Linked DNA regions of Homo sapiens: region 2 is linked to region 1. A link is a contact called in ENCODE Hi-C or POLR2A ChIA-PET data. All regions are on one chromosome and are shown on one strand. Each heading gives the region's core, a stretch centred on a gene start or an enhancer-like site at or near the end of the contact. The rest is flanking DNA. Distances are from core to core; before and after follow the strand shown. Region 1 holds the start of POLD4 (DNA polymerase delta 4, accessory subunit). Region 2 has its middle 24 kb from the start of GSTP1.

Region 1 (7,095 bases), core at 1,499-3,998:
AGACGGGGTCTCTCTCTGTCACCCAGGCTGGAGTGCAGTGATGCGGTCTCAGCTCACTGCCAGCTCTGCCTCCCGGGTTCACGCCATTCTCCTGCCTCAGCCTCCTGAGTAGCTGGGACTACACCTGGCTAATTTTTTGTATTTTTAGTAGAGATGGGGTTTCACCATGTTAGCCAGGATGGTCTCGATCTCTTGACCTCGTGATCCGCCCTCCTTGGCCTCCCAAAGTGCTGGGATTACAGGTGTGAGCCACCGCGCCCAGCCATCAGTTTCTTACCAAAGCCCCTCAGATGATGGTCATGTCTGAGCAGGTCCTGCAAGTTGAGACCCTCGCCAGCCCTGCTTTGGATCAAGGTGGCCCCCGATGTGGGAAGCCAGAGGTGCTTGCTGGGAATGTATAGATATGTTTGGACTTCATGAGCTATGGACCCCAGGGGTCCTTCTCTGGCAAAGCACCCATGTTTGTGAGGTGGGCACCGCTTAGCAAGGCAGGTGGCTGGCTAGTCAGGTAGGTTTTCCCTGGCTGCTCCAGAAGGTGAGTCATGAGTAGTTTCCCTGTGGGCCACCAGGGGGCACCAGAGGTCGCTCAGCTCTTCCGAGGACTTGATCCGTCTCAAGATGACTGTCTCCTCCCTCTTCGGCCTAGGACTTTCTTGAAGGAAAAGAGCTGTAGTGGTGCCTCTCTCATCTCCTAACTTGCTAGGGACTGCCAGTCAAAGCAGGGCCACAGTAAAGGACTGAAGGTCAGGATTCCAGGCTCAATATTCTTTATTGATAAGCATTAGTGAACCCCTTGCCCTGGGAGCTCAGCCAGTCCTGCTCTCAGATTCCTGGCCTTAGGTGGGAGAGCATCTTTTCCTCATGGATCAACTGTCCATGTCTGACTGTGCCTAACTTGCCAGATCATGGGTCAGGGAGACAGGCAGCAGGTATTGGAAGGTGATGGCCAGGTCCTTTTCCCCAGTGACCACTCTCCATCTAGAAGCACTCTGCTTCAGCTGCGCAGGCTCTTCCGGGGACTCTGGGAGCCTGCTGGTTAGATGGAGGAGTTGAGCCTCTGACACCTCCAGGTTCTGCCTGCCAAGGGTTCCTCCGCAGCCGGGCTGAGCTGAGCAGGAGCAATGGGCTCTCGCTTCTGTCCTGAGGTTCTTGGGTGGTGAGCAAGAGAGCTAAGGGCAGGAGGTCTTACGTGGTGCCTCATAGGGGATAGAGATGCCAGAGACTGTGGAAGATGGGGTGGGAGGGAGGGATACCCCAGAGAGAGAGAGAGAGAAACAGAGAATCAGTTGTTGAGTCCCTGGATCTGATTTCACCAGCTTATTCTTGGCCATGCCCATAGTCCTTGGGAAACCCCTCAGTTCTAAATAGATAGTTCCTTGGGTCCTGGGTGTACCTTTGCCCCCCACTAGCTTGTAGAGGTAAGAATTATTGGCCGGGTGTGGTGGCTCACGCCTGTAATCCCAGCACTTTGGGAGGCTGAGGTGGGTGGGATCACGAGGTCAGGAGATCAAGACCATCCTGGCTAACACGGTGAAACCCTGTCTCTACTAAAAATAGAAAAAATTAGCCGGGCGTGTTGGCGGGCGCCTGTAGTCCCAGCTACTTGGGAGGCTGAGACAGGAGAATGGCGTGAACCCGAGAGGCGGAGTTTGCAGTGAGCCGAGATCGCGCCACTGCACTCCAGCCTGGGCAACAGAGCAAGACTCTGTCTCAAAAAAAAAGAATTATTATAGTGGCGTGTCCTCCTGAGCCAGGCACCTCATAGAATCTTCTTGCCTGTTCAGCAAGGCCTTCCAACCCTCCATCCATTTCTCCCTCAGGTCAGGACAGCAGGGTGACAGTGCCTGGAGAAGGCCCTGGCTCCCCTGAAAGCCCTCCCGGCCTGTCTCTGACCTGCACTGGAAGCGGGGGTCTCCGGGGTGGGTCTTCAGCACCTGCCACACCTCTGGGGGAGGCTCCAAGCCCATCTGCTTGGCCCGACACCAGCGCTGCAGCCGTGTGATCCCTGCCAGGGTGGGAAGAAGACTCTGGAGACTTGTGGGGGGTGGGGTAGAGTCTGAGCTGGAGAATGTGTGTGTTGGGGGGAGACAGTTCCTGAGGGTCAGAGTCACGCAAGCGCTTGGGTGACTTCAGAGACGTGTGGGTGACTGGCTGGGAGAGGCGCCTCCGTGGGGCTGGGTGGGTTCTCACCGGTGCAGGGCCCGTACTGCCAGGCCAGGTCAAACTGCCTCAGCAGCTCCAGCTCCGCTTCCTCCTCGTCGCGGGGCTGGGGCTCCTCCCCTGCAATGACAGCTGCTCTTCAGTACGAGGTTGGCTTCAGTCTCCTGCCCCTCACCTCCCAGCCTTCCTCACCACCGCTTTGCCTCTGCCACCCCGCAGCTAGACCTGGTGTCGGGAGGGGAGGACAGGCCACCTTTCCCTTTCCATCGGCCCCTCCGCCCCTCTAGGGGCCTCCTCTAGGCCCCTCCGTGTCCACTCCTCCTGCCTCCCTCACACCTCAGAGACCTAGCTCGGGTGCCAGCTCCCCCTTGCTGTGCCCAGCGGGCCCCTCCCTCCTCTTCACAACCGGGTAGGAATCAGTGATGAGCCGCTTCCGGCCCATGGCGGCCACCCAGGCAGGCAGAGAAGGAGGCAACTGCGGGGAAGAGGAGAGACCGGCCAGTGGGCGCGAGAAAGACAGCTGCTGAGAGAGACAGACGGGGCCAGGCCAGCGGCGGGCAGACAAGATGACCCAGACAAACCGAGAGAGGAAGTCGCCGGGGTCCAGGGAGGGACGCCTCCCCCACCCCCAAAAGCACGCAAACAGGAAAGACTTCAGCCAATGGCAGGCCGCCTATGCGGGGCGGGGCCCTGGCGCTAGCCAATGGTAGGCAGTGTAGGGTGAGGGGCGGGGCGGTGCCTCAGCTGTGGGCCGCGGGAGGAGGGGCAGGCTGGGGCGGGGGACCTGTCGGGATGCCCCGACTTCACCACCTTCCCCGGCCCCCATTGGTCTGCTGTGGGTCCCGAGAGACTTCAGGAGAGTTATCTTCAGCCTCTCACTTCCCGTTTTCCCTTCCTAGGCAAATGTTCTTTTCAGCTTCGCTAATCCCCGTGGCCAGTTTGTAACTCCCTAGAGTCCAGCTGGAGCCTTCACTCGGTCCTTTGGCCCGCCCCGCCTTGTGGGGGCAGGTCTGGAGGTCTGAAGAGAGTTTGGGCTAATCCAGGCCCCTTCCCGGCTCCCACCCAACCCCCACTGGCCCCAGGAGACCTGGCTGGAGAAGCCCATGGGTTCTGAAACCTCCTTTCTCACAGTCTGTGCCCAAAGATGCTGCCCACTCTTAGTCCGAGTAAGTGTTTGCCGTTTTGACTCTCCTGGGGTCCCAAGTCGTGTCCGGCCCGCCCCACCAGTCAGGAAGATTCCATACTGAGTAGGAAGGCAGAGCAAGGGTCTGGTCCCCCCACCACAATGTGTTTGGATCCCTAGTTCTTCACTGGCAAAATCTGCCCTGTCTCTCACAATAATGTGAGTCTGAGCAGAAAATATTAATAATAAACCTAACACTCATTGCACGTACCATGTGCCAAGTACTGTTCTAAGCACTTTCCCACATGTTAATTAAAATAGATGTCAAAAAGTTTTTGAAAGTAGGAAGTATAGCTAAATGATTATCACTGCTGATAGTCACAGGCATTGTAGGGCCCCAATCAAACCACAGTCTCTCTTGCACCCCAGGAGCTCACTGTCACAAGGCAGACAGATGCACAGTTGTCAGTGAGAGGCTATAATTCCTACCAGAAGAGGGAAAGGGTGGGTCAGAGATTGGTTAGGACCACAGGGATGATTAGCATTGGAAGGCCTCCTGGAGGAGGTGGACTGCTGTAAACAATGTCTCTCAATTCTCCACCCATGACCTTTGTCCCTTGGGCTCCTGTCATCACTGACTCACCCATACTGCTGCCTCCCCCTCACCAACTTCCTGGCAGGAGGCAAAAGTACTGGCCAGTGGGAGTCTGGGAACCAGCACAGGGACCAGCCCAGCTCTAATCACCCTCCAGAGATCCCATCCGGTTCTTCCTTCCAGGGATACTGGGAGGGTGGGGCACAGACTCCTGGGCTGCTGCCTGCTCAGAGGCCTCTGCCTCCTCCTTTCCCTGCTCTGGGGTCTGGGTGTTCTGCACTGGAAGAGGGCTAAGCCACTGGTACACGTGGGCACAAGGGAGGAAGCTGCTCTGGAAAGGAGACCACCAGAGGGGAGGCAGAGGAGCAGGCCATGTCTTCAGGGTCCACGTCCTGCCTGGCTCTCCCCATCGGCGTCCTAGAGGAGGGAGCTTGTGGGGGCACTGCATGGAGCTGGAGGGCCCTTTCTGCTGTATTGTTTGGGCTGGGCCTAGTCTAATCCCCCCATCTGCCTTGCGGACTAAGTGGGGCCCACATTCAGGGAGACAGTGTCCCTGCGGAGTTAGTGATGGAAGCAGGGAGGCCCTGTCTACCAGGGCTGGGAAGGGCCTAGGTGCTGAGTCCAGTCAGGTGCTGAGCATGCTAGGTAGGGATGGCGTCTAGGCTCTGGGGGATTGACTACCCCTCCCCAGAGGGTCTTGGCAAGGGTTCCTGGGCTGTTTCCAGAGGTGTGTGGCACCCACCTCCTGAGTCCACCAAGCCCTGAGGGAGTAGGGAGCCATGGGTGGGGCAGACCCCTCCTCATTCCCAGTCCCTCCCACCCCTGAAAGCTGATAGCCGTGGGGCCCTGCCACCGCCCAGGGAGCGTGAAATGGGGTGTGCCGCTGGGCAGCCACAGTAGCTCCTACCACCGCCTGGGCCTATTGCCTTTTCTCCTTGGGCAGCCTCTGGCATCCTGAGCTGCTCTGTAGATGTTGGCTGGGCTGTCCCTGCCAGCTTCCCCAGCTTTGCCTGGCACAGGCCCCAACCCAGGCTGGAAGATGTCTCCCTCAGGCTTCAGCTACCCCCACACCCAAGAAAAAGATTCAGAGTGGTCAGCTCAAGTGCAGGCACCCTAGGCCTGGCTTTCTGCCTTGGAGTTGAGGGAACTCTCTGCAGGCAGCATTGCTGCTCTCTCTTAGATGGCAGTAGGGTGGAGCCCCTAGGAAAGAGTTGGCACCCAGGGATTTTGGAACCATCCCTGTCCAACTGGCATGCCCTGACTCAGCACCTGAATCCCTAAGGTGCGCTGAGGACTAGGCTGGACCTTGACCTTCCTGTCCTCAGGTCTTTTCCTTCTTTGCTGTCCAACCCCATCCACCTTCTGTACCTTCTTGCCTAGAACCCCTTCACCTACTCAGGCAGCATCCTGGCCTCATTCCCTAAACTGCTGTCTTGGAGCCTGTTCAGGCTTCAGACTGGATGGCCAGGCCAGAGTTCTGGGTTGGGTGCTGAGTTCTCTCTCCCTGGGGGAATGTCCTGAGACCCTTGTGTCAGCCCCGACACCCAGAGGCTGGTGATGAGACTAGTAGGAGTGACCTTTGCACCTCAGCCTGGTAACAATACCCAAGACCCTTGCTTCAGGGCCAAGCCCAGAGTCCTGGGGGTCCAGGAGAGAAAAGAACTGAAACAGGAACCCGGCACCTTCCCAGGGGCTGAGGCCCACCGCTGACTGCACTCAAGGGAAGGATTAGGTCTGGCTTAGCTCAGACAATGTGGTAGAATGGGGGCCTCAGCACTGCACCTGCATTCCCTTCCCCCACCTCACCATGAGGTTTGTGGGGAGAGCCAGGTAGAGCTGGGAAGCTGGAGGCAGGTGGAGAGAGGGGAGCAGCTGCCTGGGACCCAGTGGGCTGTGGGGTGGATCCAGCTCTTCTTCCCTCTCGCCAGTACCCCCCTTCCTCAGGCCCTTGGGCCCTGCCACCCACCCTGAGCTGAAAGTCAGTCCCACTCAGGAGATTCTGGGCAGCCAGAATACCCCTGGCCCCGGCCCCCAACATACTCACACACCGTGGGCCCCATTCCTCACCCTGTGGGCCAGAATTCTTTCAGGCAGTCCTTCCTAGTCCCTCACTGCCTTCCCAGACACTCCCTCTTCCCCTGGTCCAGGTTCTCTGGCCTAATGTGCTTCCATCGCAGCAGCTTGAGTGGAAAGGATGGGGTCTCTGGGTTTTTCTACCACTGCATCTTCTGTCCTGCTCCTACCACCCTCCACACCTTCTTCTCTAGTCACCTCCTCTTTCACCTTGGCCATCCAGGCTCTGGAGCAGTTCCGGGAAGACTTGAAAAGGGGCCTTCTGGCCATTACTCACCTTGGCCACCAGGTGTCAGACTTTGCCCAGCTGGGTGGGAGGAAGGTTCTAGTTAACCATTTCCACCCCATCAGTCTGGCCTCAGAGAGAGATCTGGGCAAGTTGGGGAGGAGCCTAGAGGTGACCACTGAACTGGCAAGGCTGAGGGACCCTGAAGGTTGAGACTGGGAAAAGGACTGGAACTCTGACTCTACAGCTTTCCCCCAGATCCCCCTCACTGCCACTGCCCCCACACCACCCCACTGACAAGGGCTTTGTCCCCTGCTGGGAAGTTCAGGAACGAGGCTGAGTCAGGGAGCTTGAGAATTGAAGGAACAAAGGCAGGGACAGTTGTAGCTCCACAGCAGAAGGGGAAGCTGAGAGGGAGCTGCCCATCGGAGTGCCCAGCCAGGACTGAGTCACTAGCCCTTGCCCTCTAGGTTAAGGGGAACAGAGGGCCTCCCTTTGCCCTTCCCCATTTAGGGTGGCTGTGGCAAGTGAGAGTGTGTGTGTGCATGTGTGTGTAAACTCAGTGCTTGAATGAGCCTCTCATATCATGAGGCGGCCTGTAAGTCTTGGACGGTAGGTCAGTCTTTGCAAAAGTGGAAAACTGGCAAGATCTGAGTATTGTGCCATCTCCCATCAGAGCCTCCTCTAGCCCCACTTCCCCCAGAGGTTGCCCCTGCCTCAAGTGATAGTTCTCCATTTTATGCTCATTCTTTCAAACATAGGTGTGTTTCTAAGCACTCAAGATGATGACAAGATTTCTAATCCTTACATTCTATCTGGAGATGATGGAGAGGAGGGTCTTCTCTTGCCCACTCTCCCGATCCTTGTGGGGACATGAGGAATACTAGAGATAACACACCCTCCACCCTTTGACATTGC
Region 2 (7,095 bases), core at 1,428-3,927, 210 kb after region 1:
TCGACCTCCCAAAGGGCTGGGATTACAGGCATGAGCCACCACGCCCGGCCAAATTTTTTTAAAAATACAAAATAAATTGTTCTGTTGTGAACAATGCTGCAATAAACATGGGAGCTCGGTTTCTGAGCGTGCTTGTAAAGGTCTTCTGGTGGACGCATACGCTCTTTCCTTTGAGCTTTGTATTAGTTTCCTTCAGAGAAACGGAACCAATGGGATGTGTGTGGAGAGAAAGAGAGAGGGAGAGGCAGAGACAGAGAGGGAGAGGCAGAGACAGAGAGAGGGAGAGGCAGAGACAGAGAAAGGCTCCAAGGAATTGGCTTATGTGCTTGGTGGAGGCTGGGTATGTTCAAAAAAGTCCAATTCTGCAGGATAGGTTGGCAGGCTGGAGACCCCAGGAAGAGGTGATGCCGTGGCTCGAGGCTGAAGGCCGTCTCTGGCAGAATTCCTTCCTCTTCAGGGAACCTCAGTTGTCTCTCTTAAGGCCTTCAGCTGATTAGATGAGGCCCACCCCCATTATGGAGGGTCATCTGCTTCACTCAAAATCTACTGATCTAATTGTCAATCTCATCTAAAAAATGCCTTCACAGAAACATCTAGAATAATGTTTGACCAGATACTTGGGTGTTGGGGCCTGACCAATTTAACCCATAAAATCACCTATCACTAGTATATACCTTGGAAGTTTTACAGCTGATACAGTTTTTCAGTGTGGCTGAACAGTTTAACAATCCCTCCCATCTGCAGTGCATGGAAGTTCCAGTTGCTCTCCCTCCTGTTGACAGTTGGAATTGTTGTTGTTTTTTGTTTTGTTTTGTTTTGTTTTGTTTTGAGACGGAGCCTCATTCTGTTGCCCAGGCTGGAGTGCAGTGGTGCGATCTCAGCTCACTGCAACCTCCACCTCCTGGGTTCAAGCAATTCTCTGCCTCAGCCTCCTGAGTAGCTGGGACTACAGGTGCCCACCACCACGCCCGGCTAATTTTTGTATTTTTAGTAGAGACGGGGTTTCATCATCTTGGCCAGGGTGGTCTTGAACACCTGACCTCGTGATCCACCCGTCTCAGCCTCCCAAAGTGCTGGGATTACAGGCGTGAGCCACCACGCCTGGCCCAACAGTTGGAATTGTTAGTGCCCTGCGTGCAGTGATATTTCACTGTGGCTTTAATTTACATTTCTGGCCGGGCATGGTGGCTCATGCCTGTAATCCCAGCACTTTGGAAGGCTGAGGCAGGCAGATCACCTGAGGTCAGGAGTTGGAGACCAGCCTGGCCAACATGGTGAAACCGCGTCCTTACTAAAAATACACAAATTAGCCGAGCATAGTGGCACATGTCTGTAATCCCAGCTACCCGGGAGGCTGAGGCAGGAGAATCACTTGAATCTGGGAGGTGGAGGTTGCAGTAAGCAGAGATCACACCACTGCACTCTGGCCTGGGCGACAGAGTGAAACTCCATCTTGAAAAAAAAAATTGCATTTCCTAATGACACTGAACATGTTTTTACCTTTTTATATGCTTAAGGGGTGTATAATAATGGCACACAAATCGTCTTAAGGCTATTTGTTTTAAATATTAGGGACTAGACTATGAAATATGGACACAGATAGGCTAGTAATTTATTGTCCCTTTGAAGTCTTTTTTTTTTTTTTTTTTTTTTTTGGTAGAGATGGGGTCTTGCCATGTTGCCCAAGCTGGTCTCGAACTCCTGGGCTCAAGTGATCCACCTGCCTTGGCCTCCCAAAGTGCTGGGATTACAGGCGTGAACCACCACAACTGGCCCCTTTCAAAGTCTTTTTTTTTTTTTTTTTTGAGAGGGGTCTCACTCTGTCACCCAGGCTGGAGAGCAGTGGTGCGATCTCGGCTCACTGCAACCTCTGCCTCCTGGGTTCAAGTGATTCTCCTGCCTCAGCCTCCCGAGTAGCTGAGACTACAGGTGTGTGCCACCACACCCGGCTCTTTTTTGTGTGTTTTTAGTAGAGACAGCGTTTCACCATGTTGGCCAGGCTGGTCTCAAACTCCTGACCGCAAATGATCTGCCCGCCTTGGCCTCCCAAAATGCTGGGATTATAGGCATGAGCCACTGCGCCCAGCCCAAAGTCTTTACATATTTGCCCAACATGTATTTAGTTTGGCTGTTTCTTTATTTTAAAAAGCCGCTTTTTATTTAAAGAAAAACAAAAGATTGTTTTCAGAAATAAATTCACCTTCCGGGGCTAAAAAAATCCTAACCATTTCCTACTTCTCTTTGGTTCTTGTTCTCACTTCAGGTTGTATATTAATCAGATACAAGTCCCACTGAGGTTACAAAGTCCCCCAACCGCAGCAGCTGAAACAAGCTAGAAGTATGTTTTCACTCTGCAACAAGTCCGGTGTCCTCTGCACGAAGCAATGGGCACTCCGTGGTGTTAGGGACCCAGGCTCCCCCTGCTCTCTCTGCCATGCCAAGGATGCCATCCCTGTCACGTCCATGTTCCAGCCCCGCGGGATCAGGGGTTCTCTGAACAACACCTTTTGAAGAGGCATCTTCTAGGTTTGCAATGTAGATGATAAAATAAGTCACTTGTTGGCAACACGCAGCATACCCCATGCAGCACCGGGTTTCTGACTTGCAACTGGCGTGACTTCTAGTGAATGTGCCGCCCAGAAACACTCGACGGAGACTACACTGCTATCACTAAGTTGTTTTTTCTCCTTCTTGAGTACTTCAGTGGGGTGGGGCCAATTTATATTTAACCAGTTATTTCAGGAATCAAGGAGGGCGGGGAGGCACACTGACTGCTGTATTACTGGTTCATTCTGGGAAGCCTGGGCCCAGCTCCAGCTTGCTGAGGCCACGCTACGGGGTCCACAGCGTCGACTGTCCCTGACTCTAACCAGCGTCTCCCAGAGCCTGCAAATGTGCCACACACAGCAGCAGGGGCGGGGCTCACTCCTCATTCTCACTCTTCGACTTGTATTGGGCTGATTTTGATTGAAAGCAGCAGAAACCCAATCAAAGGCGAATTTGCTGACTCAGTTAACTGGAAGATAACGGATGCTTCTGCTTTACGCACGTTGGATCCAGGAGCTCCATCAAATTCTTCATCATTTCTCACTCTTCCTCCCCATGAAACATTGTTTTTCTCCCTCTGTCTCTCTTTTTTTTTTTTTTTTTGAGACAGAGTCTTGCTCTGTCGTCCAGGCTGGAGTGCAGTGGTGCGATCTCGGCTCACTGAAACCTCCGCCTCCCGGGTTCGAGCAATTCTCGTGCCTCAGCCTCCCGAGTGGCTGGGACTACAGGTGCCCGGCTAATTTTTGAATTTTTAGTGGAGACGGGGTTTCACCGCGTTGGCCAGGCTGGTGTCGAACTTCTGACCTCAAGTGGTCTGTCCGCCTCAGCCTCCCAAAATGTTGGGATTACAGGTATGAGCCACTGCACCCAGCCAGCATTCTTTTTCTCTACACTGCTTACTTCTCTGTGGCTTCATTCTCAGGCAGCCTGTACCTGCAGGGTGGCAAATATGGCCAAGTCACTTTAAGGCTTTCTTTGATGAGTTCTGGGGTTGCCTTTCATTGGCGTGGCTCACTGGGTCCTGCCCCTCCCTGAATAATCACTTTGGCTAGGAGAATGCAGTTCCTATCCCCTTGGCAGAAGTGGTCACTTTCAGTTCAATCACATGGATTTGGTTCCTCCAAGAAAGAGAGGTTCTGTTACCAAAGGAAGAGGCAAAGGATGCTTAGCTGACGAAGACCTCAGGTGCCCTCTGTGCCTTCTTTGCTGTGCCCAGATGATGCCTTTGGCCAGCTTTTTCCTGTACTGCTCATTATAAAAACAATATGTAATGAAGTGGAGAAAACTTATTTCTCAAAAATTCCTGGACAGGCACTGTGGCTCACGCCTATAATTTCAGTGCCTTGGGAAGCTGAGGTGGGAGGCCAGGAGTTTGAGACGAGCCTGGGCAACACACTGAGATCCCATCTCCATTTAAAATATGTATATTAAAAAAACAAATCCTAAGGGAAGACTGGAGATAGGCTGGTGGGTGATTTGGACAGAGAGGGGCCATCTCTATGCCCAGGGCCTGGATGTCCCATGAACAGCTTTTCCTGGGGTCAGGCAGGCAGGGGTGGAGGGCACCAGCAGGAGGAGATGGAGGACTGGGCTATGCCAGGTGCCGCCTCCTGTCCATGCCCCACCCTGATTCTCCATCACGGGCCGATTCCCTGCAATGCCCAGGAGGACTGGAGTGAGAAAGTGGGCTCTCCATGATGGAGACTGAGGAGGGGAGAAAGCTACAGGCTTGGTTTGCTCTGTTGCAGAGGAGGGAAGTGGCCTTGAGCTGCCTAGGCCTGGGAATTGGGGTTCAGACTGAGCTCTAAGTAAATCTGCAATGGGCAGGAGGCCTAAGGGATCATATGTTTTCTGAAAATCAAAGATGCAGGCCGGGCGCGGTGGCTGACGCCTGTAATTCCAGCACTTTGGGAGGCTGAGGTGGGCGGATCACGAGGTCAGGAGATCGAGACCATCCTGGCTAACATGGTGAAACCCCGTCTCTACTAAAAATACAAAACATTAGCCAGCCATGGTGATGGGCGCCTGTAGTCCCCGCTACTCAGGAGGCTGAGGCAGGAGAATGGTGTGAACCTGGGAGGCAGAGCTTGCAGTGAGCCGAGATCATGCCACTGCACTCCAGCCTGGGCGACAGAGTAAGACTCTGTCTCAAAAAAAAAAAAAAAAAAGAAAAAAGAGAAAAAGAAAATCAAAGATAAACTGGGGTGTTTTCCAATACCAGCAACCACTTCTCTGACTCTCCAGATACCAGCTTAGTGTTTGAGAAAAGAAAAATCCCTCAGAGCAGTCTGACCTACGTGAGGTGCACGAATGAATCAGGCCGGGAGAGACATGGATGTGGACTTCAGTTGCATACCCCCTGCCTGGAGGTAATCATATAAAGGCATTTTGACTGACTAGCTGCCTCACCCATTATCTTCATGCTCCTGGAATTTGTGATACAAAGCACAATGTATAGCCAATCAATAGCTTATGTTATTTTACTGAGATAGGGTCTCACTATGTTGCCCAGGCTGGCCTCAAACTCCTGTGATCCTCAAGTGATCCTCCCACCTCAGCCTCCCAAGTAGCTTGCAATAACTCCTATTATTTTAATGTCAATTCCTGGTAAAGGGGCTGGGTATGGTGGCTCATGCCTGTAATCCCAGCACTTTGGGAGGCCGAGGCAGGTGGATCACTTGAGTCCAGGAGTTCAAGACCAGCGTGGCCAATATGGCAAAACCCATCTCTACAAAAAATACACAAATTAGCCAGGCGTGGTGTTGTACGCCTGTAGTCCCAGCTACTGGGGAGGCTGAAGTGGAAGGATTGCTTGAGCTTGGGAGGTGAAGGTTGCAGTGAGCCGATGTAATGCTACTGCACTTCAGCCTGGGCAATAGAGTGAAAACCTCCTCTAAAAAAAAAAAATTCTGGTAAACAACTTAGGGATTGCCTCTTTTCTTTTTCCTTAAAAACCAGCTTCTAACTGCTGCTAATCAGAGTGTACATTTAGGGCAACTTGAGTCTGTGCTCCCAGGCGGCCACCCTCAGGCTTTAGACTCTATACTTAATAATATTTTCTGAATCTTGTTTTTGTTGTTGTTGTTGTTGTTTGTTTGTTTTTTTGAGACAGTCTCACTCTGTTGCCCACGTTGGAGTACAATGGCGCAATCTCGGCTCACTGCAACCTCTGCCTCCCAGGTTCAAGCGATTCTCCTGCCTCAGCCTCCCGAGTAGCTGGGATTACAGGCTCCTGCCACCTCACCTAGCTAATTTTTGTACTTTTAGTAGAAACGGGGTTTCATCATCTTGGCCAGGCTGGTCTTGAACTTCTGACCTTGTGATCCACCTGCCCTGGCCTCCCAAAGTGCTGGGATTACAGGCGTGAGCCATTGTGCTGGCCTGAATCTTGTTATTTAAAGTCGACATTTTGCACCCCAGATGGAACCTGAAGGGAGCCTCCAGCGATCCCACCGCTTCCCCAGCAACCAGAGCCTTGGTACCAGCATGAGCAACTTACTCACTTTACTTTGCCCAAGCCAGCAAGGATTTCTAATAAGGCCCCTCTCAGGGCCGAATTCCTCCCAGGTTTGGTTGTGAATTCAGACTTGCTTCAAGCTACACATATTCTTTACTCGGTGGGGTTGGAGTCAAAACTCTACTGAGAGGTGGGAGTTTCATCTGTTATTCTCTAGAGACTCTGCTGATCACATATTCATAATTTTCAGTTTTCTCCGAGGTTAAGATTTTGTTTGTCTTACTCATTAGAATTTGCAACCTTTTTTCTCATTTCAAATTTTGATCAGGGAGAAAATAGTTTCTCTCCGAAAAGAGAAAGTGAAATCTTTGTGGCTTCAGTGTCAAATCTGTAATCTTTCAAACTGGCCAGGTTCTGAGGCTCGGTTCAATGGTCTAAAACTGAGTGTTCCTCCTGAAGGCAAGATCCACATGAAAACATAGGCTGGATTTGTGTTTAACACTGTGGCGCGCCTCTTCATGCAAATATTTAGAAAACTGGTCATGCATAACTTGTGATGACCCAGCTTATAATGGCCAAAATGGAGGACTTTGAAATGCCTACATGAGTTCATCTGCATGCACAACTGGAAAAAGCTGGTTTTAGGAGCAGACAAATGGGGCCGGGCGTGGTGGCTCACGCCTGTAATCCCAGCACTTTGGGAGGCAGAGGCGGGCGGATCACTTAAGGTCAGGAGTTTGAGGCCAGCCTGGCCAACATGGCAAAACCCCATCTCTACTAAAAATACAAAAATTAGCCGGGCGTGGTGGCAGTCGCCTGTAATCCCAGCTACTTAGGAAGCTGAGGCAGGAGAATTGCTTGAACCCGCGAGGCAGAGGTTGCAGTGAGCCAAGATCACACCACTGTACTCCAGCACGAGACTCTGTCTCCAAAAAAAAGAACTAAACAAATGGAATGAGCGACTTACTTCCAATAGCACCTAGAAGCTTCTAAAAGACATTCTGAGAGAAAAAATTGCCTCCATTCAAGAGGTAAACAAAAGGATATTTGAAACTAGTTCTAAATTAAGAAAGACTTCGGAGGCTTTTTCT

What was found. Hi-C counts contacts between places; a loop is a spot of excess contacts on that map. ChIA-PET counts read pairs that join two places held with the same protein, here RNA polymerase II (POLR2A). Pooled maps may share reads with other maps.
Region 2: a loop to region 1 is called in a pooled map, with 4 times the contacts of the local background. The contact joins the enhancer-like site here to the promoter of POLD4 in region 1. A Hi-C loop is called at or near these places in 2 of 37 single-sample maps with no recorded cell type and 5 of 50 pooled maps. POLR2A ChIA-PET finds 5 or more read pairs at or near these places in 4 of 52 experiments (PC-3, Panc1, T-cell and 1 more).

What each region holds. Positions count from the first base shown.
Region 1 is chr11:67,350,798-67,357,892 of GRCh38, forward strand. POLD4 (DNA polymerase delta 4, accessory subunit) reads right to left here and starts at 2,749. Exons shown (of 4, transcript NM_021173.5): 1 at 2,506-2,749; 2 at 2,191-2,280; 3 at 1,894-2,005; 4 at 1-1,222. The coding sequence starts at 2,602. The coding sequence ends at 1,198. The region is part of intron 2 of LOC100130987 (a long non-coding RNA gene); the gene reads left to right. RefSeq lists enhancers at 1,429-2,011, 2,012-2,593, 2,587-2,636 and a silencer at 2,817-3,066.
Region 2 is chr11:67,555,919-67,563,013 of GRCh38, forward strand. No RefSeq gene overlaps it. Among named protein-coding and RNA genes, the nearest start is that of GSTP1, 24 kb to the right of the region's middle. RefSeq lists an enhancer at 7,066-7,095. Within about 2 kb of position 2,678, at least 10 of the 41 ENCODE cell types and tissues checked have a DNase peak (open chromatin) inside an H3K27ac peak, as active enhancers do.